2 separate regions of the Homo sapiens genome follow, and region 1 is linked to region 2. Evidence: read pairs that join two places in POLR2A ChIA-PET (ENCODE). Cell type or tissue: OCI-LY7. All regions are shown on one strand. Links, peaks and the distances in the headings refer to the core of each region. The heading gives the core; the rest is flanking DNA. Region 1 holds the start of LOC124901572 (a long non-coding RNA gene). Region 2 has its middle 17 kb from the start of SNX8.

Evidence for each region. Peaks named below come from ENCODE experiments on the same cell type or tissue, not always from the same donor. Only the 100,000 strongest peaks of a DNase experiment are listed, where the experiment ranks them.
Region 1: POLR2A ChIA-PET joins it to region 2 with 10 read pairs; 2 of 35 experiments call an interaction of 5 or more read pairs at or near these places.

What each region holds. Positions count from the first base shown.
Region 1 is chr7:1,517,628-1,532,570 of GRCh38, forward strand. It overlaps LOC124901572 (a long non-coding RNA gene), which reads right to left and starts at 7,982. Exons shown (of 2, transcript XR_007060187.1): 1 at 7,725-7,982; 2 at 4,012-4,454. It overlaps MAFK (MAF bZIP transcription factor K), which reads left to right and starts at 13,075. Exons shown (of 3, transcript NM_002360.4): 1 at 13,075-13,271. LOC100128653 (a long non-coding RNA gene) reads right to left here. Exons shown (of 1, transcript NR_149036.1): 1 at 14,826-14,943. RefSeq lists enhancers at 2,883-3,421, 2,906-3,200, 5,792-6,514 and silencers at 12,905-13,174, 13,665-13,794. In OCI-LY7, for the core only: no CTCF peak of the experiment used is centred there; no DNase peak of the experiment used is centred there.
Region 2 is chr7:2,324,250-2,339,192 of GRCh38, forward strand. It overlaps a transcript of SNX8 not described here. Among named protein-coding and RNA genes, the nearest start is that of SNX8, 17 kb to the left of the region's middle. In OCI-LY7, for the core only: no CTCF peak of the experiment used is centred there; no DNase peak of the experiment used is centred there.

The DNA.
Region 1 (14,943 bases), core at 4,446-9,445, 810 kb before region 2:
AGCCACCTATCTGAGTTTCTGCTAATGAGGTGGCTTAGGGTGAAGTCACAGATAGCTCCAGGACAGGGGCTGGTCCCCAGAGGAACCAATCGTATGATTATTGTTCTTATTTTAAATAGAGACAGGGTCTGGCTTTGTCGCCCAGGCTGCGTAATCATGGCTCACTGCAGCCTCGAACTCCTCAGCTCAAGAAAAGCACGTTCCCGTCTCGGCCTCCCAAGTAGCTGGGACCACAGGTGCACACCACCACACTTCCCTGGTTTTGTTTTGTTTTTGAGATGGAGTTTCGCTCTTGTCGCCCAGGCTGGAGTGCAGTGGCGTAATCTCGGCTCACTGCAACCTCCACCACCCGGGTTCAAGAGATTCTCCTGCCTCAGCCTCCTGAGTAGCTGGGATTACAGGCACCCGCCACCACGCCCGGCTAATTTGTGTATGTTTAGTAGAGATGGGGTGTCACCATGTTGGCCAGGCTGGTCTCGAACTCCTGACCTCAGGAGATCCACCTGCCTTGGCCTCCCAAAGTGCTTGGATTACAGGCATGAGCCACTGTGCCCAGCCCCTGATTTATTTATTTTTTTTGGTAGAGATGGAGTCTTGCTAGGTCGCCTTGGCTGGTCTTGAACTCCTGGCCTGAAGCAATCCTCCTGCCTGGGCCTGCCAAAGTGCTGGGATTGCAGGTGAGAGCCACTGTACCCGGTCGCCATGTGATTACTGAGTTGGAACCTTCACTCCACTCCACCTACCCACTCCCGAACTCCAGGGATGGGGAGCTGAAGATAGGGTTAAATCACAACGGCCAGTGGTTTAACCAAGCATGCGTATGTCATGAGACCTGGATACTGAACTCAGAACCACAGGGCTCAGGGAGTTTCTTTTCTCTTTTCTTTTCTTTTCTTTTTTTTTTTTTGAGACAGAGTCTCACTCTGTCACCGAGGCTGGAGTGCAGTGGTGGGATCTCAGCTCACTGCAACCTCTGCCACCCAGGTTCAAGCAATTCTCGTGCCTCAGCCTCCAGAGTAGCTGAGACTACAGGTGCGCACCACCATATCTGGCTAATTTTTGTATTTTTTGTAGAGATGAGGTTTCACCACGTCACCCAGGCTGGCCTTCCAGGTGCACGGGGCTCCTGGATTCAAGCGATCCACTCGCCTCAGCCTCCCAAAGCACTGGAGTTACAGGTGTGAGCCACTGCACCCAGCCACTCAGGGAGCTTCTGAGCTGTATCCTCGTGCCAGTAGGCGAAGCTCCTGGAGAGGGCATGGGTGCCTGTGTGTCCCACTTCCCTGCCTTATGTGGTAAGTCCACATGGCTAGTCCTGAGCTGTACCCCTTATAATAAACTCTAATCACAACTCACAACCCATGAGTTGTCCTGTGATAGCGAATTATCACACTGGATAATGAGTGGGGAGGTCATGGGAAGGCCCACATTTGTCCTCAGCCAAGTGAAGGCCCCCAGACCCCATCCTGAAGCTATCTAGTAGCCTGGGGACCCCTTCTGTGGCTGGCAGCTAAAGTGAGGATAGTGTGGGGGGACCAAGTCCTTAACCTGTGGGTTCCACAGTAACTCCAAGTAGTGACTCGTAGGACACCAGTTGGTGTTGGATGGAGCAGTTTGGAAACAGTCTTTTTGTATTATTTGCAGAGGGATATTTGTGAGCAGTTTAAGGCATATGGTGAACAAGGAAATATCTTCATATAGAAACTAGACGGAAGCATTCTGAGAAATTTCTTTGTGATGTGTGCGTTCATCTCACAGAGTTGAACCTTTCTTTTGATGGAGCAGTTCGGAAACACTCTTTTTGTAGAATCTGCAAATGGATATTTAGAGCGCTTTGAGGACTATGGTGAAAAAGGAAATATCTTCAGATAAAAACTGAAGAGAAGCTTTCTGAGAAACTTCTTTGTGATGTGTGCATTCATCTCACAGAGTTTAACCTTTCTTGGTTAATTTTATGTCAACTTGACGGGGCTAAGGGATGGCAGACAGACGGTATAACAGGTTTTTGTTTGTTTTTTTTTTTTTGAGATAGGGTCTTGCTCTATTGCCCAGGTTGGAGTGCAGTGGTACAATCATAGCTCACTGCAGCCTCGACCTCCTGGGCTCAAGCGATCCTCCCACTTTGGCCTCTTGAGTAGCTGGGACCACAGGCACGCACCACCATGCCTAGCTAATTTTTTGAATACTGTTTTTTTTTTAATTGAGATGGAGTCTCACTACATAGCCCAGATTGGAGTGCAGTGGCACAATCTCGGCTCACTGCAACCTCCGCCTCCCCATTTCAAGCGATTTTCCTCTCTCATCCTCCCGAGTAGCTGGGGTTACAGGTGCATGCCACCACGCCAGGCTAATTTTTGTATTCTTTGTAGAGTAGCTTTTACCATGTTTGCCAGGCTGGTCTTGAACTCCTGACTTCAAGTGATCTGCCTGTGTCAGCCTCCCAAATGCTGGGATTACAGGCGTGAGCCACCGCGCCCAGCCATTTTTTGATACTTTTTTAGAGATGGGGTCTCATTATGTTGCCCAGCTTGGTCTTGACCTCCCAGGCTCAAGCTGTCCTTCTGCCTCAGCCTCCCAAAGTGCTGGGATTACAGGCCCTAGCCACTGCACCTGGCCTAAAACATTCTTTCTTGGGGTGTCCATGAGGGTGTCTCTGGAAGAGATCAACAGTAGATCAGTGGACCCAGTGAAGAGGCGCCCCCCGTCCCCAGTGAGAGCAGGTAACATCCGATCCACGGAGGGTCCAACTGGAACAGAAGGTGGAGGAAGGCTGACTTCTCTCTCTCTCCTTCTCCTGCCCTTGGTCATGAGAGCTGCTGGTTCTTGGGCTTCTGGATCTGGGACTTTCCCCAGTTCCCCCTTGGGCCTTCATCCTCAGACTAGGATTTCCACCATCACCTCCCCTGGCTCTCAGGCCTTTGTGCGCAGGGGAGTTTCATCAGCAGCGTTCTGGGATCTCCGGGTTGCGGACGGACTGCATGAAGCGATTCCTCATAATACGTCTCCCCACATCCCTCTCTCTGCGTCCTCTTGCGTCTGTTTTTCTGGAGACCTCTGACTCATGCAGTTGGTGTTTTGAAAAAACAAACAATTGCCTTTCATGGACCCAACCCTGGACGTCCCATGACATCACCGTCATTGTCCCCTGCTGGCCAAGGCTGTCGTAAGTCGGCCCAGGTTCACGGGGTGAGGGCCCTACTCGGCCTCTTGCTGGAAGAGTGGTGAGGTCACCGTAATGAGAACGTGAGGACAGGAGAGATTGCTACAGCCCTCTCTGGAAAATGCCATGTGTGACATCATGAAAGGTGACGTGGCTGTTGCCCAGGCTGTGGACCGCAAATGTCCGGGAATGAGGCATGTCTCCCGGGTGGTGGACTCCTGGGCGGTTTCAGTCTGGGGCGATTATGAACAAGGCTAGGACAAGCCTGATTTCACCTGCACGCACGTCTATGGGCCACGGTCCTGGCTCTCTGGTCCTCCTGGGAGACCACAATGCTGTTGTATTAGTTTGTTCTCATGCTGCTGAAAAAGACATACCCTGGTTGGGCACAGTGGCTCACGCCTGTAATCCCAGCATTTTGGGAGGCTGAGGCAGGTGGATCACTTGAGGTCAGGAGTTCGAGACCAGCCTGGCCAACATGGTGAAACCCCGTCTCTACTACAAATACAAAAATTAGCCAGGCATGGTGGTGCACACCTGTAATCCCAGCTACTTGGGAGGCTGAGGCAGGAGAATCACTTGAACCTGGGAGGTGGAGGTTACAGTGAGCCGAGATTGTGCCACTGCACTCCAGCCTGGGCGACAGAGTAAGACTCCATCTCAAAAAAAAAAAAAAAGACATACCTGAGTCTGGATAATTTATAAAGAAAAAGAGGTTTAATAAACTCACAGTTTCACGTGTCTGGGGAGGCCTCACAATCATGGCGGAAGGCAGAAGGCGCATCTCACGTGGTGGCAGACAAGAGACAGAATGAGAGTCAGGCCCAAGGGGGTTTCCCCTGATAAAACCATCAGATCTCGTGAGATTTATTCACTACCACGAGAACAGTGTGGGGGAAACCACCTCCGTGATTCAATTACCTCCCACAGGGTCCCTCCCACAACATGGGGAAATTACGGGAGCTACAACTCAAGATGGGATTTGGGTGGGGACACAGCCGAACCGTATTGGCTGTCTCGCCAGGCCCTTTGGAAGAGTCTAATGGAGGAATGTGGAATACCTGACCCAGTGACTGGCACCCAAAAGAAACTCAACCTTGGCAGCTCTTAATTGGCTTCTTGCTGTTGTCTGAGCATGAGGGAAAGGCTGTCACAGAGGGACTTGGGCTTCCCCGGAACAGGTGCCCCAACCCCAGCCCGTGGGTGGAAGATTCTTTGCTGTGGGTCTGTCCTGTGCACGCAGGTGTTGACCAGCCTCCCTGGCTCCCGCTTACTCCACGCCAGCAGCAACTCCCTGTTAGAGAAAAAGAAGACATCATTCAATGATGCTTGTGGAAGATGGGAAGGCAGCCTGGAGCCGTGGGTGATGCCTGTGATCCCAGCCCTTTGGGAGGCTGAGGTGGGAGGATCACTTGAGCTCAGGAGGTCGAGGCTGCAGTGAGTGATGATCATGCTGCTGCACCTTAGCCTGGGCAATAGAGTGAGACCCTGTCTTTCTCAACACAAAATAAAAAACAAAAAAATTAGGCTAGGCATGGTGGCTCACGCCTGTAATCCCAGCACTTTGAGAGGCCAAGGTGGGTGGATCACCTGAGGTCAGGAGTTCGAGACCAGCCTGGCCAACATGGTGAAACCCAGTCTCTACTAAAAATACAAAAAAAGTAGCTGGGTGTGGTGTTGGGCACCTGTAATCCCAGCTACTCAGAAGGCTGAAGCAGGAGAATCGCTTGAATCTGGGAGGCGGAGTTTGCAGTGAGCTGAGATCACGCCATTGCACTCTAGCCTGGGTGACAGAACGAGACTCCGTCTCAAAAAAAAAGCAAAGAAAGAGCCAGAGAAGCCTGATTGGGTTTTGCTCCAGGAGAGAAATTTGGTCACCTCCCCCACCACCGGCATGACAACCAAGGATGCAGGAAGCTGTCCAGGCCGAGGGACCCCCAGAGGCCAGGTCACCACTGGGTGGGAACTACTGTGTTTTTGTTTGTTTTGAGTTTTTTTTTTGGAGACAGGGTCTCGTTCTGGCACCCAGGCTGGAGTGCAATGGCGCCATCGTAGCTCGGCTAATCTTTGCATTTTTAGTAGAGTCGGGGTTTCACCATGTTGGCCGGGCTGGTCTCGAACTCCTGACCTCAGGTGATCTGCCCACCTCGGCCTCCTAAAGTCCTGGGCGTGAGCCATTGCGCCCAGCCGGTCTTTTCATTTGAGAATGCTTTGCAGTTTACAACGAACTTCCCCGTGTCTGGCCCTCAAGTCGATCCTGTTTCTATTTTAGGGATGAGGAGCGGGCTCAAGGGTGGCAGCCGTGCCCTCAGGGCAAGTGGTGAAGCATTGGGAAGTCAGATCCCACCTCCTCCCTCTCCGGGGCTCTTTGTACCTCTCCCAGATTTGACATGCACAGGGACCCCTTTTCCCTCTGCTCCCTGCACAGGCAGAGGTCCCCCGCCATCCCAACAGCCCCAGCCCATCACTGCTTCCTGGGAGGAGCCTGAACACTGGGACCCAGCCAGGGGGCCCCCACACTCCTGGGAGGGCCTTTGTTCAGGTGGAGCCTTCCAAGGGCACAGGACTGAGCCTGCCGCACCCAAGACAGCCCTGAGCATGCAGGCGGACCAGGTCGAGGTGTGGCCCTGCCTCTGCCGAGAGAGTCACATCCCCTCTCCTCCTCACGGGGGCAGGGAGTGCTGGAGACGAAGGGGTGCCGCTGAGCCCTGCCGTCCTGCAGAGAAGCATGCATCGTGTGTGGCGGTCAGCAAGCACCTGCCTGCAGAGGCTGCCCCTTCCCGAGGCGTGGGGTGCAGACACTGGGCCCCCTTTAGCTCCCGGGGAGCCACGCTGAACTTCCCGAGCTCGGGGTGGGATGTGGCCGGGGGTCCTGAAGTCCAGCCTGTTCCGGGCTCCAGTCTCCACTTTTCTGGGATCTGAGTCCCTGGGGGAGAGCCTGTGGGCATCCTGAGGGTAGAACTGTTGGGGCCACCTCTCACACGCCATGCTCAGGGCTCCTGCCTGTCTTCTCCCTGCAGTAGAATTGATCCTGGTGGTCTCCGTGTCCCTTCCTTTCCCCGACCTCAGCCGGGGCCACCTGAGTCCCCCGGGTTACCCTGCATACCTCCAACTCTCAGGAAGAAGCGAGGGTAGGAGGGACCCCACCCCTCCCGGGGCGCCCCGGGCTCATGGTGCAACTGGACTCGTCTCCCTGCAAGAACCAGCCCTGCACCGCTGGGGTCCTGGGGCAGACCCCGCTCTGTACCCCAGTCCCAGAGCCCCGGCTGCCACACCGCTCTTCCCGGGGCAAACAGGGACAGCCTATCCGGGCGTAACTAAGGCTGCCTCTGCCATAAAGCCGTAATCACAGGGACATTCACCAAGGCATGGGGCAAAGGTCTGCATGGCCCCTTAGAACCTGAACCCACACAACCACCCCACGAGGCAGCCATTCTTTCCTCTATCTCACTTTACATTGAATTGTATAGTTTTGAATATGTGGCCTGACGACAGCCAAAAGAACATAAAACGGGTTTTCCAGAGAAGTCTGGTTTCTCACCCTGCCCCGTCCACCCCGCCAAAGGCACCTGTTTCTACTGGCTTTTCTTTTTATTTTTTAGAGACAGGGTCTCGCTCTCTTGCCCAGGCTGGAGTGTAACGGCACAATCTTAGCTCACTGCAGCCTCAAACCCCTGGGTTCAAGCGATCCTCCCACCGCAGCCTCTTGAGTAGCTGGAACTACAGGTGTGCACCATAGGGCCCTGCTAATTTTTTTTTAATTTTTTTGAAACTGAGTCTTACTCTATCACCCAGGCTGGAGTGCAATGGCGCTATCTCAGCTCATTGCAACCTCCTCCTGGGTTCATGTGATTCTCCTGCCTCAGCCTCCTGATTAGCTGAGATTACAGGTACCTGCCACCACGCCTGGCTAGTTTTTTATATTTTTAGTGGAGACAGGTTTCACCATGTTGGCCAGGCTGGTCTTGAACACCTGAGCTCAAGTGATCTGCCTGCCTCAGCCTCCCAAAGTGCTGGGATTACAGGCATGAGCCTAGCTATTTCATATTTTGTAGAGACAGGGTCTTGTTCTGTTGCCCAGGCTGGCCTTGAACTCCTGGGCTCAAGCGATCCTCACACTTCAGCCTCCCAAGCAGCTAGGACTACAAGCATGTGCCACTATGTCTGGCTAATTTTAAAACTTTTTGTAGATATGAGGTCTTGCCACATTGCCTAGTCTGGTGTTGAACTCCTAGCCCCAAGCAATCCTCCTGCCGTGGCCTCTCAAAGTGCTGGGATTACAGGCGTGAACCACTGTGCCCGGCCTCTATTAGCTTCTTCTTTTTTTTTTTTTTTTGAGACAGAGTCTCGCTCTGTCGCCCAGGCTGGAGTGCAGTGGCGCGATCTCGGCTCACTGCAAGCTCCACCTCCCAGGTTCACGTCTTTCTCCTGCCTCAGCCTCCCGAGTAGTTAGGACTACAGGCGCCCACCACGCCCGGCCAATTTTTTTGTATTTTTAGTAGAGACGGGGTTTCACTGTGTAAGCCAGGATGGTCTCAATCTCCTGACCTCGTGATCCACTCACCTCGGCCTCCCAAAGTGCTGGGATTACAGGCGTGAGCCACTGCACCTGGCCCGGCCTCTATTAGCTTCTTGTTCATCCCTCCAGTCTTCCTTGTACTGGTGCAAACACGAATCTACATTTTTCTCTCCTGCCCTTTCTTACACTCAAGGTAGCATATTATACACCAGTTCTGCACCTTGCTTTTTCATTAACAATGTACCCCAGAAGACCTTCCAAATCAGCACGCAGAGGTCTTCTGCTTTCTTTTTCATAGCTGCATAGTACTCTGCTCTGTGGCTTGCTAAGTGACTTAGCTAGGCCCTCAACAATGGCAGCTTGGCTGTTTTCAGTCGGTCACAATGACCATCGATGTCACCGTGGTGATCCTTGCACCTGTCCCTTTTACATATGAACAAGCAGGTGAATGGCACAAGTTTCAGAAACGGGATTTCTGAGGCTGAGTGCTGTAGCTCACACCTGTAATCCCAGCACTTTGGGAGGCCAAGGCAGGAAGATGGTTTGAGCCCAGGAGTTCAAGACCATCCTGGGCAACATAGCGAGACCCTGTCTCTATGAAAAAAATATAAAAATTAGCTGGATGTGGTGGCACACACCAGTGGCCCCAGCTACTCAGGAGGCTGAGGCTAGAGGATCACTTCAGCCTGGAAGTTCAAGACTGCAGTGAGCTAGGATTGCACTACTGTACTCCAGCCTGAGCAGAAGAGACTTTGTCTCAAAAGAAAAAAGAAGAAGGAGGAGGAGAAGGAGAGGGAGGAGGAGTGAGAGGAGAAGGAGAAGAGGGGAGGGGAGGAGGAGAAGAAGAAGAAGAAGGGGGGGGAAAGGAGGAGAAAGGAGAGGGAGGAGGAGTGAGAGGAGAAGGAGAAGAGGGGAGGGGAGGAGGAGAAGAAGAAGAAGAAGGGGGGGGAAAGGAGGAGAAGGAGAGGGAGGAGGAGTGAGAGGAGAAGGAGAAGAGGGGAGGGGAGGGGAGGAGGAGGAGAAGAAGAAGAAGGGGGAGGAGAAAGGAGAAGAAGGGGGAGGAGAAAGGAGGAGAAGGAGAGGGAGGAGGAGTGAAAGGAGAAGGAGAAGAGGGGAGGGGAGGAGGAGAAGAAGAAGGAGGAGGAGAAAGAAGAAAAAGAGGAGGAAGAGGAAAAAGGAGGAAGAGGAAGAAGGAGGGGGAGGAGGAAAAGAAAGAAAAAGGAGGAAGAGGGGGAAGAAGAGGAAGAGGGAGGAGGAGGAGGAGGAGAAGGAGGAGGAGGAGAAGGACAAAGAAGTAGTGGGATTGCTGGGTTCTAGCACAAATCGGGGCCATGGTCTCATGGACAGTGTGGCCAGACTCCTTCCCTGGGGCTCCGCTGCCTGGCCCCTCCACCAGCAATGCGTCCAAGGGCTCGCTCCCTGAGCCGTGCCTTTGGGGCACGAGATCTGATTTGGGGATTCGCCTGGACAAGAAGCAGAACGGCAATGTCTTTCTCTGATGTGCATTTCTCTGATTACAGACACCTTTTCACATGTTTGTCCTGTGGATTTCTTTTTCCGTGGATGATCTATTCACCTCCTTTGCCTTCTTTTATTGGTTGTGTTCTTTCATACACGTTTAGGAGCCCTTTGCCTGGTAGATCTGAGTTGCAAGTATTTTTCCTAGTGTGTGCTTTGTGTTGTGACTTTACTTCCGAGGATTTTTGCCTTGAATCTGTTTTGTGGTATTTAGATTTTTAATCATGATTAGAGTAACCTTTTTCCACTCTGAAGTTATAAAGAAAGTTACATATGTTTTCTTCAAGGCTGGGCACAGTTGCTCATGCCTGTAATCCCAGCTCTTTGGGAGGCTGAAGCAGATGGATTGCTTGAGCCCAGGAGTTCAAGAACAGCCTAAGCAGCCTAGTGAGACCCTATCTCTATTTAAAAATATAAAAGTTAGCTGGGCATGATGGTGCATGCCTGTAGTCCCAGCTACTTGGGAGGCTGAGGCAGGAGGATTGCTTGAGCCCAGGAGGTCCGGGCTGCAGTGAGCCAGGATCGTGCCACTGCCCGCCAGCTTGGGTGGCAGAATGAGATCCTGTTTCAAAACACACACACACACACACACACACACACACACACACACACACACACACACACTTTTTCTTTTTTTGGAGACAGAGTTTTGCTCTTGTTTCCCAGGCTGGAGTACAATGGTGCAATCTCGGCTCACTGAAGCCTCCGCCTCCTGGGTTCAAGTGGTTCTCCTGCCTCAGGCTCCCGAGTAGCTGGGACTACAGGCGTGAGTCACCACATCTGGCTAATTTTGTATTTTTAGTAGACATGGGGTTTCTCCATGTTGGTCAGGATGCTCTTGAACTCCCGACCTCAGGTGATCTGCCCGTCTCAGCCTCCCAAAGTGCTGGGATTATAGGCATGCGCCACCACACTCAGCTAATTTTGTATTTTTAGTAGAGACAGGGTTTCTCCATGTTGGTCAGGCTGGTCTTGAACTCCTGACCTCAGGTGATCCACCCACCTTAGCTTCCCAAAGTGCTGGGATTACAGGCGTGAGCCAGCTTGCCCAGCCAGAACTTAACATTTTTTTACAAAAGGAACTACTAAATGATGAAAAATTTCTGGAGATGGATGATGGCAATGTTTGTACCACAACGTGAATGTACTTAACGCCACCGAACCGTACACTTAGAATGGTTAACTTGGCCTAGTGTGATGGCCACCATGCCCAGCCTATTCACCTAATCACACCTGTGATCTTAGCACTTTGGGAGGCTGAGGTAGGAGGATTGCTTGAGGCCAGGAGTTCAAGACCAACCTGACCAACGTAGCAAGACCCTATCTCTGAAAAAATATTTTTTTAACTTAAAAAAAATGGTTAAAATGGTAAATTCTATGTGATGTTTACTTTACCACAATAAAAAGTAAACTTTGGCTAGGCACAGTGGCTCATGCGTGTAATCCCAACACGTTGAGAGGACGAGGCGGGAGGATCACTTGAGCCCAGGAGTTCAAGACCAGCCTAGGCAACAGAGCAAGATCCTGTCTCTACAAAAAAAAACAAAGAAAATTAGCCAAGCGTGGTAGCACCAGCCCTTGGTCCCAGCTACTTAGGAGGCTGAGGTGGGAGGATCACTTGAACCTGGGAGGTGGAGGCTACAGGGAACTGTGATTGCACCAGTGAACTCCAGTTTGGGCGACAGTGAGATGTTGTCTCATAAAACAAACATAAATAAATAATTCAAAATTTTAAAAATTAGGCTGGATGCAGTGGCTCACGCCTGTAATCCCAGCACTTTGGGAGGCCAGGGCGGGTGGATCACCTGAGGTCAGGGGTTCGAGACCAGCCTGGCCAACATGGTGAAACCGTCTCTACGAAAAATACAAAAATCAGCCGGTGTGGTGGCGCACGCCTGTAATCCCAGCACTTTGGGAGGCCGAGGCAGGCAGATCACAAGGTCAAGAGATTGAGACCATCCTGGCTAACATGGTGAAACCCGTCTCTACTAAAAATACAAAAAAAAAAAAAATTAGCCGGGCGTGGTGGCAGGCATCTGTAGTCCCAGCTACTCAGGAGGCTGAGGCAGAAGAATTGTTTAAATCTGGGAGGCGGAGCTTGCAGTGATCCGAGATCGTGCTACTGCACTCCAGCCTGGCAACAGAGTGAGACTCCATCTCAAAACAGCAACAAGAACAAAAACAAAATTTAACCAGACGTGGTGGTGGGCACCTGTGATCCCAGCTACTCGAGGGGGCTGAGGCAGGAGAATCACTTGAACCTGGGAGGCGGAGGCTGCAGTGAGCCGAGATGGTGCCACTGCACTCCAGCCTGGACGACAGAGTGAGACTCCATCTCAGAAATAAATAAATACAAATTAAAAAATTAAAGAGATAATAAAAGTGTGTGATTAGTAACAAAAGCCTGCTATGGAAAGAATGCATTTGGGTTAGAGGAGCGACACCATGAGTAACGTAAAGAGTCCCGCGGAGATGGCCACAGCTTCTCTGGAGGCTCCCAGCGCATCCCAGGACCCCGAGTGCAGAGTGTGGGCCAGGACAAGGGAAGCACCTTTCCCATCCCCGGGGGATGTCTTTCTGCAAACATCCTGGGGACGTGGGACATTGTCGCTACTGCTGCTGTTGAGTTATTTCTTGGCACCTGTTTCTGCGGCCAGGTTGCAGGCATCACTGTGGCTAGCTGCCCCAGACGGCCGTGTGGGCCTTAGCAAGGAGGGGCCTCCCAGGTGGCCAGTGCAGAACCCGCAAGTGGGGGGGAGAGATGGCCCGGGAGGCTGCCCCCGCGCTCCACAGCAAGAGGCCACTGGGCTGCTGCCTAAATCCCCAGCCACATGGTGGTAAGGACGACACCCAGAAGATGCACAGACCTCCCTGCACTGGCTCCTGAGTCCCACCTGAGCCGAGAAAACAGGCTCCCGGGTCCCACCTGAGCTGAGAAAACAGGCTTCCCAGAACCCCGGGCAGATGCCATGGGTGTCCTGGGGGGCCCTCGGTTGCCCAGGCCTGAAACTCCTCTTCCTGCAGCGCTCAGAGGGGGGCGGGACTTGGGGACCCAGAAGCGTGGCAAGGGGCTCCAGACGGATCCCCTCTCCAGCCTGTCCTCCACCTGTGACAGGAAGCAGAGGCAGCTCCCTCAGGGGCCCGCCCCCACCTGAGGATCCCTCACAGGACTCCTTGGGCCAGTGGTGCCCTAACCCCATCCTGGGCCTGCTGTGTCCCCTGGCAACCACCAGCTGGGGCTTTAGAAGGGGGCTGGCCCCACCCACAGAGGCTGTGATCACTAGCCGCTTATCCCCATTTTTACATTGCTGGTTTGCTTGTTTTGTTTTTTTGAGACAGGGTCTCACCTTGTCACCCAGGCTAGAGTGCAGTGATGAAATCATGGCAGCCTCCACCTTCCAGGTTCAAGCCATCCTCCTGCCTCAGCCTCCTGAATATCTGGGGCCGCAGGCACATACCACCACGCCCGACTAATTTTTGTAATTTTTTTGTAGAGATGGGGGTCTCACTGTGTTGTCCAGGCTGGTCTGGAACTCCTGGGCTCAAGCGATCCTCCTGCTTTGGCCTCCCAAAGTGCTGGGATTACAGGCATGAGCCACCGTTCCCAGCTGGCCTTAATGTTTTTTATGTTTATAGAGACAGAGAATGGGGGAAGGGAGGTTTCGCTATGTTGCCCAGGCTGGTCTTGAACTCCCGGCCTCCAGAGATCTTCCCGCAGGGCCTCCCAAAGCGCGGGGATTGCAGGTGCGCGCGGGGCCAGCGGCCCCCCGGGCGGGAGAGGAGGGCGTGGCCGGGGGGCGTGGCCGCGGGGCGGGGAGGGGGCGTGGCCCGGGGGGCAGGGCGGTGTGACGCGCGCGCCGCGGATCCCGGAAGCGGTGTCAGATGCTGGGGAGCCGGGCGGGCGGGTGCGGTGGCGGCGGGCGGCGCGGGGGCACTTGTTGTTCTTCGCGAAGTCGGAGCCCGAGCGCCAGGCGGCGGCGGCGGCCGAGGGGAGCGCGACAGTGAGCGCCGGCGCGAGGACAGCGCGTGCCCGCGAGGAGCCGCCGCGCGCCCGCGCCCTCCGCGCGACGCCAGGTGAGGGGCGGTGGGGCAGCGGGGCCCGGGCCGCGGCGGGGACGGGGACCGGGGCGCGGGGCCGGGGCTACCTGGCCGCTGAGTCACGGCCGCCTGGGGGCGCGGGCCGAGGGTGGCGGGGTTGGGTGCGCGGGGCCCGAGACCCTCATGCGGCCCGCGGCGCGGCCCGGGCACCTGCCCAGGTGGGCCCCGCCCCGCAGGCCCGGGGGCTTCCCCGGGACGCGAGGCTCTCTCCCCTGCACGTGCCGCCCGGGCCATGCTTGCCGCGCCGGGGGCCCCAGGGCGCGGACCCCAGACCTGGGAGGACGAGGATCCACGCGGGTCGGCGGCGCGCATCGGGCCCGCGCCTTCACACCTGCGGGGGGCGGGGCGGGGCGGGCGCCACGTGCGGGCGGTGCGGGGAGGGCGCGGGCGCGTGGATTCTCCGCGGCTTCCGCCCCAGCGTGGCTTCCGCGTGCGGCCCCGGACTGCCCCCCGCGCTTCCTCCCGGTGACGGGCGGCGCTCTGGCCCAGTGGCTGGGGTCACGCGTGCCCGGGAACGGGGTGGGGGTAACCGGGTCTCCCCACAGGCGGGATCCTGGGACTGGTGTCGCTCTCAGCCGCCCACCTGCCAGGGTTGCTGGAAGGAAGGCCGTGGGGAGGCGGGAGGGGGGCAGGTGACAGTGGCCCCAAGGCTCGTCCCTTTGCTCACGTGTGGGGCAGGGGCTCCGGCCTCTTCCCGCTCCCACTGCGTGAGTTCTTCTGTGCCTCTGTCAAGTTCAGGAAACTGTGTATGTGCCCGTGACTGTGTGTGTCTGCGTCTGCACAGCCTCTAGATCCTGGGGGGTGGGACCAGGCGCCACCGAGAAACCCAGAAAGCCAGGACCCCGCCTGGCCTTGGCCCTTGACCTGGGTCCGCCTGGGACACAGCAGTGGCCCTGCACTGCATTCTCGCGCTCACACCGTGTGTGTCCGTGTTCGCGGGGCCTCCCGTGTCCCTCTCCTGGTGTCCTGCGTCCCTGAGCATGCTGTTTTCTTGCTTCTTAAGTAGCTCTTGTAGCTGAGGCAGAAATTAGATCCACTCACCATTCATTCACCAGGTGACCCACAGGCAGCCAGCCAATCTCTGGCCAGGTGCCTGGCCTTGGGAAGATCCTGAGACTCAAAACGCCCCCCACCGCCCCCCATCGTGGTCTAGGGGATATCTGTGTGGTTCGGCTCTGGCAGCGCCCTTCCCACCCCTCTGATTCTCCAGGGTGGGCTGCCAGGTCTCTTTACTGGCACTGAGGTTTCACCGTCACGGTGTGTTGTTGTAAGGGGTTCTCCAACACAGAGTGGGGTGCCCTATGCAGCTTCTCCAAACCCAATGTCTTCAGGGACATGGAGCATTAAAAGAGCCGTGGGCGGGGTCTGGAGAACATAGGTGGGCTGTGCAGGTGTCTGGGACACACCTACACCCTATTTGGGCGTCCAGTGCCATTTATGAGAACATCTCCCTTTCTTAGGTAACCCAGTAGGAATGTCTGAGTTTGACCTTGGGAGAGGGAGTCTGCTTTTAAAACTAGACCTCTCATTATTCCAAAATAAGACATTTATTAAAGCAGAAAAACCAGGCTTCTCCTGCCTTTTATCCTTGAACCGAGCCAGGGCTTTGAGGGGCTGGTTGCCCGCAGCGTCGACTCCCCAGGTGCTG
Region 2 (14,943 bases), core at 4,050-9,049:
GCCTGGGCAACGTAGTGACACCCCATCTCTATTTTCTTTCTTTCTTTTTTTTTTTTTTTGAGACAGAGTTTCACTGTGTCGTCCAGGCTAGAGTGCAGTGGTGTGATCTTGGCTCACTACAACCTCCACCTCCCAGGTTCAAACAATTCTCCTGCCTCAGCCTCCCAAGTAGCTGGGATTACAGGCATGCGCCACCACGCCTGGCTAATTTTTTGTATTTTAGTAGAGACAGGGTTTCACCATGTTGCCCAGGGTGGTCTCGAACTCCTGAGCTCAGGCAATCTGCCCACCTCAGCCTCCTAAAGTGCTAGGATTACAAGAGTGAGCCACTGTGACTGACCTATTTTTCAAAAAAATAAAAATAAAAATAAACTAAGAATAAAAAAAATTTAGGAAGTGGTATGATCAGTACTTTGCAGGCAACCAAGACCAGAAAAGTTCAACACCCTAAGATCCCAGAGCTGAGATCCTAGCCTAGGCTGCAAGACACCATTCTCACAACCCTTGTGGGCATTTGCCCTGTGTTATAAAGCTACCAATTTCTTCTCAACACTCTTCCTTTTTTTAATTTTTTGAGACAGGGTCTTGCTATCACACCCAGGCCGGAGTGCAGTGGTAGGATCATGGCTCACTGCAGCCTCCGTCTCCTGGGTACAAGAGATCCTCCTTCCTCAGCCTGCTGCGTAGCTGGGACTGCAGGCATTGGCCATGTAGCCAGGCATGGTGGCACACGCCTGTAGTCCCAGCTACAGGCTATTTATTTTTTGTAGAATGGTGTCTCACTGTATTGCCCAGGCCAGTCTCAAGGACAGTCTCAAGCTATCCTCCTGACTTGGCCTCCCAAAGTGCCAGGATTACAGGCATGAGCCACCATGCCTGGCCCACTGCTTTTATAAAAAAATTTTTTTAGAGACAGAGTTTTGCTCTCTTGACTAGGCTAGGGCACAGTGGTGCAATCAGAGCTCACTGCAGCATTAATCTCCTGGGCTCAAGCAATCTTCCTGCCCCAGCCTCCCAAAGTGCTGGGACTGTAGGCATGCACCATCACGCCAGCGGCAGTGGAAAAGTTTTGAGGTGGATACAGAAAAAGCTTAGGTTTCCTGGAATTGGTTGTTACTAGAAATAGGGAAGTTAAAAACTCTGCTAGTGAGGACTTTTAGAAGGAAATGAGGAACGTGGTATAGAAAACCTAAATCATCTGGGAGGATGCCTAAATGGTCACAAACAGACTCTTGGTAACAATACAGACGTTAAAGGTGCTGCTGATGAGGGCTCAGAATGTAATGAGGAATATCAGGCCAGGTGGGGTGGCTCATGCCTGTAATCTCAGCACTTTGGGAGGCTGAGGTGGGCGGATTGCTTGAGCTCAGGAATTTGAGACCAGCTTGGGCAACATGGCAAAACCCCGTCTCTACAAAATATATATACAAAAAATTAGCTGGGTGTGTTGGCAAGCGCCTGTAGTCCCAGCTACTCAGGAGCTGAGGCATGAGAATTGCTTGAACTTGGGAGGCGGAGACTGCAGTGAGCCAAGATCGTGCCACTGCACCCCAGCCTCGGCAACAGAGCAAGACTCTGTCTCAAAAAAAATTTTTTTAAATAAAAATAAAAAAATAAAAGAAGGTAACAGGAATGTGTTCTTGGAAACTGGAGAAAGGGGGACCCCATTATGTAGTCTCAGAAATCTTAGCGGGAATGTATCTTTGAATTATATGCAAAGCCAAACTTATAAATTATAAACTTGGATATTTAACTAAGAAGACTTCCAAGCAAAGTATTGAAAGTGAGGCTTGGTTTTTTCTTGCTGCTTATAGTAAATGTAAGAGGAAAGAGATAAATCAGCCAGGCACGGTGGCTCATGCCTATAATCCCAGCACTGTGGGAGGCTGAGTTGGGAGGAATTCAGGAGTTCAAGACCAGCCTGGGCAAAATAGTGAGACCCCTGTCTCTACAAAAAATACACAAATTAGCCAGGCATGGTGGCACATGTCTGTGATCCTAGTTACTTGGGAGGCTGAGGCAAGAGGATCGCTCGAACCAGGGAGGCGGAGGTTGCAGTGAGCTGTGATCATGCCACTGAACTCCAGCCTAGCAAGAGAGTGAGACCCTGTCTCTTAATAAATAAAATAAAAGGGGCCGGGCACGGTGGCTCACGCCTGTAATCCCAGCACTTTGGAAGGCCAAGGCGGGCAGATCACGAGGTCAGGAGATCAAGACCATCCTGGCTAACGCGGTGAAACCCCGTCTCTACTAAAAATACAAAAAAATTAGCCGGGCGTGGTGGCGGGAGTCTGTAGTCCCAGCTACTCGGGAGGCTGAGGCAGGAGAATGGCTTGAACCCAGGAGGCAGAGCTTGCAGTGAGCCGAGATCACGCCACTGCACTCCAGCCTGGGCGACAGAGTCTCACTCCATCTCAAAAAAAAATAATAATAATTAATTGAATTAAATAAATTAAAGGGATAAAATGTTGTGACCAAATGAAATGCAAGCTTGGTTTAATATTTCAAAATAAATCAAGGTAATTCACCATATATATTAGTTTCCCTGGGGTGCCATAGAAAAGTATCGCCAGGGGCTGGGCACAGTGGCTCACACCTATAATCCCAGCACTTTGGGAGGCCGAGGCAGGCAGATCACTTGAGCTCATAAGTTCGAGACCAGCCTTGGCAAAATGGCAAAACCCTGCCTCTACAAAAGATAATATAAAAATTATTTTTTAAAAAATATTACGAACTTGGTGGCTTGAAACAACAGAAACATATTGTCTCAGAGTGCTTGAGGCTAGAAGTCTGAAATCAAGTTGCCGGCAGGGCCACGCTGTCTCTGAAACTCATAGGGGAGGATTCCTTCTTGCTTCTTCCAGCTTCTGGTGTTTGTCTCCTAGGGGGTTCCTGGTTTGTGAACACGTCACCTCAGTCTCTGCCTCTGTCATCACACAGCTGCCTTCTCCTTGTATGTCTGTCTTCACAAGGCATTTCCTTTTTCCTTTTATTTTCTTTTTTGTTTTGAGACAGAGTCTGGCTCTGTTGCCCAGGCTGGAGTGCTGTGGTGCAATCTCGGCTCACTGCAAGCTCCGCATCCTGGGTTCACGCCATTCTCCTGCCTAAGCCTCCCAAGTAGCTGGGACTACAGGCGCCCACCACCATGCCTGGCTAATTTTTTTATTTTTTTTTTGGAAACGGAGTCTCGCTCTGTCGCCCAGGCTGGAGTGCAGTGGCGCGATCTCGGCTCACTGCAAGCTCCGCATCTCTGGTTCATGCCATTCTCCTGCCTCAGCCTCCAGAGTCGCTGGGACTACATGTGCCCGCCACCATGCCCGGCTAATTTTTTGTGTTTTTAGTAGAGATGGGGTTTCACTGTGTTAGCCAGGATGGTCTCGATCTCCTGACCTCATGATCCGCCCGCCTCGGCCTCCCAAAGTGCTGGGATTACAGGCGTGAGCCATCGCACCCGGCCTAATTTTTTGTATTTTAAGTAGAGACGGGGTTTCACCGTGTTAGCCAGGATGGTCTCTATCTCCTGACCTCGTGATCCGCCCGCCTTGGCCTCCCAAAGTGCTGGGATTGACAGGCGTGAGCCACCGCGCCTGGCCAGCATTTTCTTTTTCTTATTTCCTTTTTTTTTCTTTTCGAAACAAGGTCCCCATTTGTCACCCAGGCTGGAGTGCAGCGGCACGATCATGGCTCACTGCAACTTTCTGGACCTGCTGGGCTCAACGGACCCTCCTGTCCCAGCTTCCCACATAGCTGGGACCACAGGTGCGCACCACCATGTCCAACCTATTTTTTTATTTTGATTTTATTTGTTTGTTTGTTTTGAGATGGAGACTCACTCTGTCACCCAGGCTGGAGTGTTGTGACATGATCTCAGCTCACTGCAACCTCTGCCTTTCAAGGATTCAAGTGATTCTCCTGCCTCAGCCTCCCAAGTAGCTGGGACTACAGGCACGTGTCACCACGCCTGGCTAATTTTTCTGTTTTTAGTAGAGACAGGGGTTTCTCCACGCTGGCCAGGCAGGCTAGTCTCAAACTCCTGACTTCAAGTGATCCACCTGCCTTGGCCTCCCAAAGTGCTGGGATTACAGGTGTGAGCCACCATGCCTGGCCTGTTTTTTTATTTTCTGTACAGACAGGGTCTCACTATATTGCCCAGGCTGGTCTTCAACTCCTGGGCTCAAATGATCCTCCTGCCTTGGCCTCCCAAAGTGTTGGGATCACAGGCATGAGCCATCATGCCCAACCATTGAATGCTTTCAATATTTGAATCGAAATACTGAATGTGGCCAGTCACGGTGGTTCACGCCTGTAATCCCAGCACTTTAGGAGGCTAAGGCAGGCAGATCACTTGAGGTCAGGAGTTTGAGACCAGTGTGGCCAACATGGTGAAACACCATCTCTATTAAAAATACAAAAAATTGCACGCTGGGCACGGTGGCTCACGCCTGTAATCCCAGCACTTTGGGAGGCCGAGGTGGGCAGATCACAAGGTCAGGAGATCGAGACCATCCTGGCTAACCTGGTGAAATCCTGTCTCTACTAAAAATACCAAAAACTCGCCAGGCGTGGTGGCTCACGCCTGTAATCCCAGCACTTTGGGAGGCCGAGGTGGGTGGATCACAAGGTCAGGAGATCGAGACCATCCTGGCTAACATGGTGAAACCCCGTCTCTACTAAAAATACAAAAAAGTTAGCCGGGCGTGTTGGCGGGTGCCTGTAGTCCCAGCTATTCGGGAGGCTGAGGCAGGAGAATCATGTGAACCCGGGAGGCAGAGCTTGCAGTGAGCCGAGATCACGCCACTGCACTCCAGCCTGGGTGACAGAGTGAGACTCTGTCTCAAAAAAAAAAAAACAAAACATACAAAATACAAAAAATTAGCCAGGTGTGGTGGCAGGCACCTGTAATCTCAGCTACTCGGGAGGCTGAGGCAGGAGAATCGCTTGAACCCAGGAGGCGGAGGTTACAGTGAGCCAAGACTGCGCCACTGCACTCCAGCCTGGACCAGAGCAAGAGTCCATCTCAAAAAAATAAATAAATAAAAATAAAAATAAAAAATAAATAAATAAAAATAAAATTTAAAAAAAAGGTAATGCCTAATGCTTGGGAACAAGGCCAGATATACAGCGTCTTATCACCCACAGTCAGCACCCTATTGCCGGCCTAGTCGGCACACAGTTGTGGTGTTATGAACTACGTTGTTTTTCGTGCGGGGGCTCTTGGCTCCTAACTCCATGGTCCTTGCTACAGTGTTTTGTGATGATGTTGTCTGTTAGGCCTCGGGCAGCCTCTGACCTTCTCCTGGTCTCCTTTTGCCTGCCCCAGGGCAGGACTCTAACCTTCCCCCACCTTAAGACTGTGGGTCTTAAGACCCTTCCCAGACTGTGTCCAGCCCTATTCCCTGGGGGAAGGAAAGCTGACGTCATGAAGCCTCCATAAAAATCCAAGAGGACTGGGTGGTGGAGCTTCTGGATGCACAACAGAGAAGGTTCCTGGAAAGTGGCACGGGGAGGGGTATGGAAGCTCCACCGCCCCTGCCCCAGACCTGGCCCTAGTCAGCTCTTCATCCATATTTTTTGCAATGTCCTTTTTTTTTTTTTTGAGACAAAGTCTCGCTCTGTTCCCCAGGCTGGAGTGCAGTGGTGCGATCTCGGCTCACCGCAACCTCCGCCTCCTGGGTTCAAGCAATTCGCCACTCCACCCACCCCCCGCCCCATGTAGCTGAGATTACAGGTGCATGCCACCACGGCTAATTTTTGTATTTTCAGTAGAGACTGGATTTCACCATGTTGGCCAGGCTGGTCTCGAACTCCTGACCTCAAGTGATCAGACCACCTCGGCCTCCCAAAGTGCTGGGATTACAGGCATGAGCCACTGCGCCCGGCCCTTTTTTCTTTTTTTTTTTTTTTTTGAGACAGGGTCTCACTCTCTTGCCCAGGCTGGAGTGCAGTGGCGGCATCTCGGCTCACCACAACCTCCACTTCCCAGGCTCAAGCGATTCTCCTGCCTCAGCCTTCCAAGTAGCTGGGATTACAGGTGCCCGCCACCACGTCCAGATAATTTTTGTATTTTTAGTAGAGACAGGGTTTCACCATGTTGCCCAGGCTGGTCTTGAACTCCCAACCTCAAGTGATCTGCCCGCCTTGGCCTCCAAAGTGCTGGGATTACAGGTGTGAGCCACCGTGCCCAGCCCTTTTGCAATATCCTTTCTAATAAACCAGTAAATGTATGCATTTCCTGGAGTGCTGTGAGCCACTCCAGCAAATTAATTGAACCCCAAAAGACGGTCCTGGGAACCTCAACATGAAGCCAGTCAGTCAAAAGTTCGAGAGGCCCAGACTTGTGATCAGGGTCTGGGGGGATAGGTAGTCTTGGGAACTGAGCCCCCAACCTGTGGTATCCAGCTCTATCTCCAGGCAGACAGTCTCAGAGCTGAGTGGAGGACACCCAGCTGTGCCTGCTGCTTGATCTGTGGGAAACCCCCACACATTTGGGCACAGAAGCCTCCCTCTGTGTTGACTGCTGTGGGGGAATGAGAATGCAGGAAAAACATGGTTTTTCCTAAAACAACAGTGAAGCAAGAAAAAGAAAAGAATGCATATGGATAGAAAAGAAGATTAAATCATAACCAATATAATATACACAGAAAATTCCTAGACACCGGGCGCGGTGGCTCACGCCTGTGATCCCAAAACTTTGGGAGGCCGAGGCAGGTGGGTCACTTGAGGTCAGGAATTCAAGACCAGCCTGGCCAACATGGTGAAACCCCGTCTCTACTAAAAATACAAAAAATTAGCCAGGCATGGTGGCAGGCACCTGTAATTGCAGCTACTTGGGAGGCTGAGGCAGGAGAATCGCTTGAGCCAGGGAGGCGAAAGTTGCAGTGAGCAAAGATTGCACTACTGCACTCCAGCCTGGCGACAGAGCGAGACTCTGTCTCAAAAAAAAAAAAAAAAAAAGAAAGAAAGAAAAGAAAAGAAAATTAATTCATAACCAATATCAATATAATAATATACATAGAAAATTCCATCAAATCCAGAAAAGCTACTAGACTAATAATCTGATTTAGCCATATTGTAAGATACAACATCAAATATAAAATTCAATTATATTTCTATATACTAGCGATGTACTATTGGAAAATAAACTTTAAAAAATACCTATATAAAAAGAATAAATAGGCCAGGCGCGGTGGCTCATGCCTGTAATCCCAGCACTTTAGGAGGTCAAGAGGGCAGATCACGAGGTCAGGAGATCAAGACCATCCTGGCTAACACGGTGAAACCCCGTCTCCACTAAAAATACAAAAAATTAGCCGGGCGTGGTGGCAGGCGGCTGTAATACCAGCTACTCAGGAGGCTGAGGCAGGAGAATGGTGTGAACCCAGAAGTCAGAGCTTGCAGTGAGCCAAGATCACACCACTGCACTCCAGCCTGGGCAACAGAGTGACACTCCGTCTCAAAATAAATAAATAAATAAATAAATAAATAAATACCATAGCATTAAAAAACAGGAAATACAGATACTCCGCAGGCTGAGGCACAAGAATTGCTTGAACCCAGGAGATGGAGGTTAAAGTGAGTCAAGATCACGCCACTGCACTCCAGCCTGGGTGACACAGCAAGATTCTGTCTCAAAAAAAAGAAATATTTAAGGACAGATTTTAAAAGATATTACAAGGCCGGGCGTGGTGGCTCAGTCCTGCAATCCCAGCACTTTGAGAAGGAAGGCAGGAGGATGGCTTGAGGCCAGGAGTTCGAGACCAGTGTAGGCAACATAGCAAGACCCTGTCTCTACAAAAAATAAACAAAAATTAAATGGGCATGTCGGCTTGCACCTGTAGTTCCAGCTAGTTGGCAGGCTGAGGTGGGAGGATCGCTTGAGCCTCGGAAGCAAAGGTTGCAGTGAACCAAGATCACACCACTGTACTCCAGCCTGGGTGACAGAGCCATAGGCTGTCTCAGAAAAAAATATATATATATGTATATATAATATATACACATATATAATAAAATAAATTACAAAACATTGCTGAGAGAAACTAAAGATGACAGATATTTACATTGACATATTAGGACGTCAGCTCTTCCCAAATGAATCTATATCCTCAGTGCAGTTCTAGTCCTAATCCTAGCATGATTTTTCCACAGATATTTATGAGCTATAAATTTCATAAAATTGATATAGATAAGCAAATCATCTTGCATAACCAACACAATCTTAGAGAAGGCTGGGTGCGGTGGCTGACGCCTGTGATCCAGCACCTAGGAAGGTCGAAGTAGGAGTATCACTTGACCCAGGAGTTTGAGACAAGCCTGGACAACCATACTGAGACCCCATCTCTACCAAAAATTTAAAAATCAGCTGGGCGTGGTGGAGGACACCTGTAGTCCCAGCTGGAAGGCTGAGGCAGGAGGACTGCTTAAGTCCGGGACATCAAGGCTACTGTGAGCTATAATGGGACCACTGTACTCCAGTGAGAGAGAGAGAGAGAGAGAAAAGGAAGGAAGGAAGGAAGGAAGGAAGGAGGGAAGGAGGGAAAGAAGGAAGGGAAGGAAGAAAAGAAAGAAAGAGAAAGAAAGGAAGGAAGGAAGGCAGGGAGGGAGGGAAAAAGAGAGAGAGAGAAAGAAAGAGAAAGAAAGAAAGAAAAGAAAGAAAGAAAAAAGGGAAAGAAAGGAGAGAGAGAGGGAACAAACTTGGAGAATTCTTACTATCTGATTTCAAGACTTCTAAAGCTGTAGTAAGCTGGGCACAGTGGCTACACCTATAGTCCCAACACTTTGGGAGGCTAAGGTGGGAGGATTGCTTGAGCCCAGGAGTTCTTTTTTGTTTCTTTTAAATTTAAAAAAATAGAGACGGGGGTCTCACTATGTTGCCCAGGCTGGTCTTGAACTCCTGACCTCAAGCAATCCTCCTGCCTCAGCCTCCCAAAGTGCTGGGATTACAGGTGTGAACCACCGTACCCAGCCAAGCCCAGGAGTTTGAGACCAGCCTGGCCAAGATAGTGAGGCCCCCTCTTTACAAAAAATAAAATTTGGCTGGGCGCAGTGGCTCACGCCTATAATCCCAACATTGTGGGAGGCTGAGGCGGGTGGATCCAAGGTCAAGAGATCAAGAACATCCTGGCAAACATGGTGAAATCCCATTTCTACTAAAAATACAAATAGTAGCTGGCCATGGTGGTGTGCGCGCCTGTAGTCCCAGCTACTCGGGAGGCTGAGGCAGGAGGATTGCTTGAGCCCAGCAGTTCAAGGCTGTGGTGAGCCAAGATTACACCACTGCACTCCAGCCTGAGTGGCAGAGTGAGAACCTGTCTCTAAATAAATATGTACATAAAGCAGCAGCAATCAAGATAATGTGGTATTGTCATAGGGAGACACAAATAGATCAATGGAACAGAACAGAAAGCCCAGAAATTAACTCACTCACATATGGTTAATTGATTTTCAATAAACGTGCCAAGGTAATTTAATTGTGTAAAGGATTAATTCAATTAACCTCATTGAATGAATCAATGTCGATTTGAAGAAAAAAATGAACCTCAATTCTTCCCGGATACCATAAACAAATATTAACCCACGTCATAGGTCTAAACATAAAAGTTGGCCAGGCACAGGATTACAGGCTCATGCCCGTAATCCCAGCACTTTGGGAGGCCAAGGCGGGAGGATCACTTGAAACTGGGAGTATGAGACCAGTCTGGGCAACATAGGGAGATCTCATCTCTACAAAAATTTAAAAATTAGCAGGCAGAGGGGCACACACCTGTAGTCTCAGCTACTCGGAAGGCCAAGGAGGGAGGATCCCTTGAGCCCAGGAGTTCCAGACCAGATTGGGCAACATAGGGAGCCTCAGTCTCTACAAATAATTTTTAAAAAGGCTGGGCACAGGCCAGGCACGGTGGCTCATGCCTGTAATCCCAGCTGAGGGGGTCGGATCATGAGGTCAGCAGATCGAGACCATCTTGGCTAACACGGTGAAACCCCGTCTCTACTAAAAATACAAAAAATTAGCCAGGCGTGGTGGCGGGCACCTGTAGTCCCAGCTACTTGGCAGGCTGAGGCAGGAGAATCACTTGAACCCGGGAGGCAGACGTTGCAGTGAGCTGAGATCGCACCACTGGACTCCAGCCAGGGTGACGGAGCGAGACTCCATCTCAAAAAAAAAAAAGTGCTGGGCACAGTGGCTCGCGCCTGTAATCCCAACACTTTGGGAAGCCAAGGCGGGCGGATCACTTGAGGTCAGGAGTTGGAGACCAGCCTGGCAAACACAGTGAAACACTGTCTCTGCTAAAAATACAGAAAAAAAATTAGCTGGGCGTGGTGGTGTGGGCCTGTGGTCTCAGCTACTTGGGGGCTGAGGTGGGAGGATCACGAGCCCAGGAGGCAGAGGTTGCAGTAAGCTGAGATCAAGCCACTGCACTCCAGCCTGGGTGACAGAGAGAGACTCGGTCTCAAAAAACAAAAACAAAAACAATTAGCTGGGTGTGGTGGCACATGTCTGTGGTCCCAGCTACTTGGAGGCTGAGGCAGGAGGATCACCTGATCCCAGAAGTTGAGGCTGCAGTGAGCTATGATTGCACCACTGCACTCCAGCCTAGGCAACAGAGTAAGAGCCCATCTCTGAAAAAAAAAAAAAAAAAAAAAAAAAAAAGACTTGTTCAAGTATTTACACAGCAACTTCATTTACAATAGCCAGAGGTACAATTTGGGAGGCCAAGGTGGATGGATGACCTGACGTCAGGAGTTCGAGGCCAGCCTGTCCAATGTGGTGAAACCCAGTCTCTACTAAGAATACATAAATTACCTGGGTGTGGTTGTGTGCGCCTGTAATCCCAGCTACTTGGGAGGCTGAGGCAGGATAACCATTTGAACCCTGAAGGCGGAGTTTGCAGTGAGCTGAGATCATGCCACTGCACTCCAGCCTGGGCAACAGAGTGAGACTCTGTCTCAAAAGAAAAAAGAAAAAAAAAATAGCCAGATGTTGGAAACAAGCCAGAGGTTCATGAACAGCCAACGGATAAACAAATTGTTCTATGCTCATACAATGGATACTACTCAGCAGTAAAAAGGGGCAAACTACAGACACAGGCAACAAGGAGAAGCCTCTCAAACAGCATGCTAGCCGGGCGTGGTGGCTCACGCCTGTAATCCCAGCACTTTGGGAGGCCTAGGCGAGAACATTGCTTGAGGCCAGGAGTTCGAAACCCGCCTGGGCAACATAGCCAGAGCCCATCTCAATAAAAAAAAGAAAGAAACAATATGCTGAGTGAAAGTAGCCAGGCGCGGTGGCTCACGCCTGTAATCCCAGCACTTCGGGAGGCCGAGGCGGGCGTATCACGAGGTCAGGAGATCTAGACCATCCTGGTTAACACGGTGAAACCCCGTCTCTACTAAAAATAGAAAAAAATTAGCTGGGCGTGGTGGCAGGCGCCTGTAGTCCCAGCCACTTGGGAGGCTGAGGCAGGCGAATGGCGTGAACCTGGGAGGCGGAGCTTGCGGTGAGCCGAGACCGCGGCACTGCACTCCAGCCTGGGCGACAGAGCGAGACTCTGTCTCAAAAAAAAAAAAAAAAAAAAAAAAAATTCTACAGTAGGCAAAACTTGATGGAATTTCAGAAAAATGAATGTTAATTTGTGGTGAAAGAAATCAGAATAATGCCAGCCTGGCCAACATGGTGAAACCCCATCTCTACTAAAATTGCTAAAAATTAGCTGGGCATGGTGTCAGGCGTCTGTCATCCCAGATACTTGAGAGGCTGAGACAGGAGAATTGTTTGAACCCTGGACGCAGAGGTTGCAGTGAGTCAAGATCACACCACTGCACTCCAGCCTGGGTGACAGTGTGAAACTCCATCTCGAGAAAAAAAAAAAAAGGGCTGGGCACGGTGGCTCACACCTGTGATCCCAGCACTTTGGGAGGCTGAGGCAGGCAGATCACCTGAGGTAGGGAATTCGAGACCAGCCTGACCAACATGGAGAAACCCCATATCTACTAAAAATACAAAATTAACCGGGCATGGTGGCGCAGGCCTGTAATCCCAGCTACTCAGAAGGCTGAGGCAGGAGAATCGCTTGAACTGGGTGGCGGAGTTTGCAGTGAGCCGAGATCGTGCCATTTCACTCCAGCCTGGGCAACTTCAGCCTGTCTCAAAAATAACAATAATAACAAATTTTTAAAAAATGCTGGGCGTGGTGGCTCACACCTGTAATCCTAGCACTTTGGGAGGCCAAGGCAGGCAGATCATGAGGTCAGGAGTTTGAAACCAGCCTGCCTAACGCAGTGAAATCCCTTCTCTACTAAAAATACAAAAAATTAGCTGGGCATGGTGGTGCGCACCTGTAAACCCAGCTACTTGGGAGGCTGAGGTAGGAGAATTGCTTGAACCCGGGAGGCGGAGGTTGCAGTGAGCCGAGATTGCGTCACTGCACTCTAGCCTGGCTACAGAGCGAGACTCCTTCTCAAAAAAATAAATAAATAAGCCTGGGCACAGTGGCTCACCCCTGTTATCCCAGCTGTTTGGGAGACCAAGGAGGGCAGATCATTTGAGGTCAGAAGTTCGAGAGTAGCATGGCCAACATGGTGAAACCTCATCTCTACTAAAAAAACAAAAAAATGAGCTGGGCATGGTGATGCATGCCTGTAATCCCAGCTACTCCGGAGCCTGAGGCATGAGAATCGCTTGAACCCAGCAGGCGGAGGTTGCAGTGAGCCGAGACTGCGTTACTACACTCCAGCCTGGGTGACAGACTGAGTCCTTGTCTCAAAAAAAAAAAAGAAAGAAATCAGTATAGCGGTTGCCTATTGTGGAGGAGGGCGTGGGGGAATTTTGCCAGTGACAGAAATGTTCTGTCTCTTGATAAGGGTCACACCACTGTGCGTAGCTGTGAAGATTCTTTAATTTGTAGCATATAAGATCCGTGCATTCCAGCCCGGTGTGACGGGTCATGCCTGTAATCCCCACACTTTCAGAGGCCGAGGCAGGCAGATCACTTGAGGTCAGGAGTTCGAGACCAGCCCGGGCAACACAAGGAGACCCTAAAAAGTAAAACAATTAGTGAGGCGTGATGGCACGCACCTGTGGTCCTAGCTAGTTGGGAGGCTGAGGAGGGAGGATCACTTGAGCTCAGGAGGCAGAGGTAGCAGTGAGCTGTGTAATTGCACCCCTGCACTCCAGCCTGGGTGACAGAGCAAGACCCTGTCACAAAACAAAACAAAAGTCTGTGCATTTCCCTTATGTAAATTACACTTTAATAAAAATCAGTAATACATTTCTAGCCAAAAATCTCCAATGTATTTGGAAATGTAAAATAATCCATAATAAAATTACAGACTATTTGAAATTGACAATGAAAGTTCTACTTATCAGAACTCAAGGGAAGCAGACAGAGAGCAATGCCTGGAGGGAAACGTATAATCTGAAATGCAAATACGAGAAAACATGAAAGATTGAGAATTAATTAGCTCAGGGTCAATTTTAGATGTTAGTTAAAGAATCACAGAGTCAACCCCTTTATTACATTAAAAAAAAAACAAGTATGCAAAAGACCTCTTTTAGCTAATTAGGAATATAAAGGAACTTCCTCAAGCAAATAAAAGGATATCTTGTAAAAAAAAAAAAAAGGGAAAAGAAAAACCCTAGAGCAACCATTATATCAAAAGCTTAAACTTCAAAATTATTCCCTTTAAAATCAGGGGGGAGAAGTATGCCTGTTATAATGAAAACTATTAAACTCTGTATTTAAGGATCTAGCTAAAGCAAGAAGACAAATACAAACAGTGTAATAAAGACTGCGAAAGGGCCAGGCGCAGTGGCTCACGCCTGTAATCCTAACACTTTGGGAAGCCAAGGCAGGCAGATTGCCTGAGCTCAGGAGTTTGAGACCAGTCTGGGCAATATGGCGAAACCCCATCTCTACTAAAAAATACTAAAAATTGGCCAGGCGCGGTGGCTCACACCTGTAATCCCAGCACTTTGGGAGGCCGAGGCGGGCGGATCACGAGGTCAGGAGATCAAGACCATCCTGGCTAACATGGTGAAACTCTGACTCTACTAAAAATACCAAAAATTAGCCGGGCACGGTGGCAGGTGCCTGTAATCCCAGCTACTCGGGAGGCTGAGGCAGGAGAATGGCATGAACCCGGGAGGCAGAGGTTGCAGTGAGCCGAAATCATGCCACTGCACTCTAGCCTGGGCGACAGAGAGAGACTGTGTCTCAAAAAAAAAAAAAAAATACAAAAAATTGGCGGGCGTGGTGGCGCAAGCCTGTAGTCCCAGCTGTGCGGAGACTGAGGCATAAGAATTGCTTGAACCCGGGAGGCTGAGGTCGCAGTGACCCGAGATTGCACCTCTGCACTCCAGCCTGGGCGACAGAGCAAGACTGTCTCAAAAAAATAAAAAATATTGGGAAGGAAGAAATACAATGATTGCTAATCTCAAATAACAGGGTTGACCCCAACTCCATAAAATATATAAACTAACTGTTAGAACTAACAAGAGAATTCAGCAGGATTTTTTGATTCAAGAGCAAAATACTGGCAGGGTGTGGTGGCTCATGCCTATAATTTCAGCACTTTGGGAGGCCGAGGCAGAAGGATCACTTGAGTCTGGGAGTTTAAGATCAGGAGTTTGAGACCACCCTGGGCAACATAGCAAGACCTTGCCTCTATTTCTTTTTATTTTTCCGAGACAAGATCTGTCCTGTCACCCAGGCTGGAGTGCACTGGCACAATCCCAGCTCACTGCAGCCTCAACTTTTCAGAGCTCAAGTGATCCTCCAACCTCAGCCTCCCCAGTAGCTAGAACCATAGGCACAAGTCACCACACCTGTTTTTTAAAAATTATTTGTAGATACAAGATCTTGCTATGGTGTCCTGACTGATCTCCTAGTCTCAAGCAAACCTCTCATCTCAGCCTCCCAAAGTGCTGGGATTACAGGCATGAGCCAT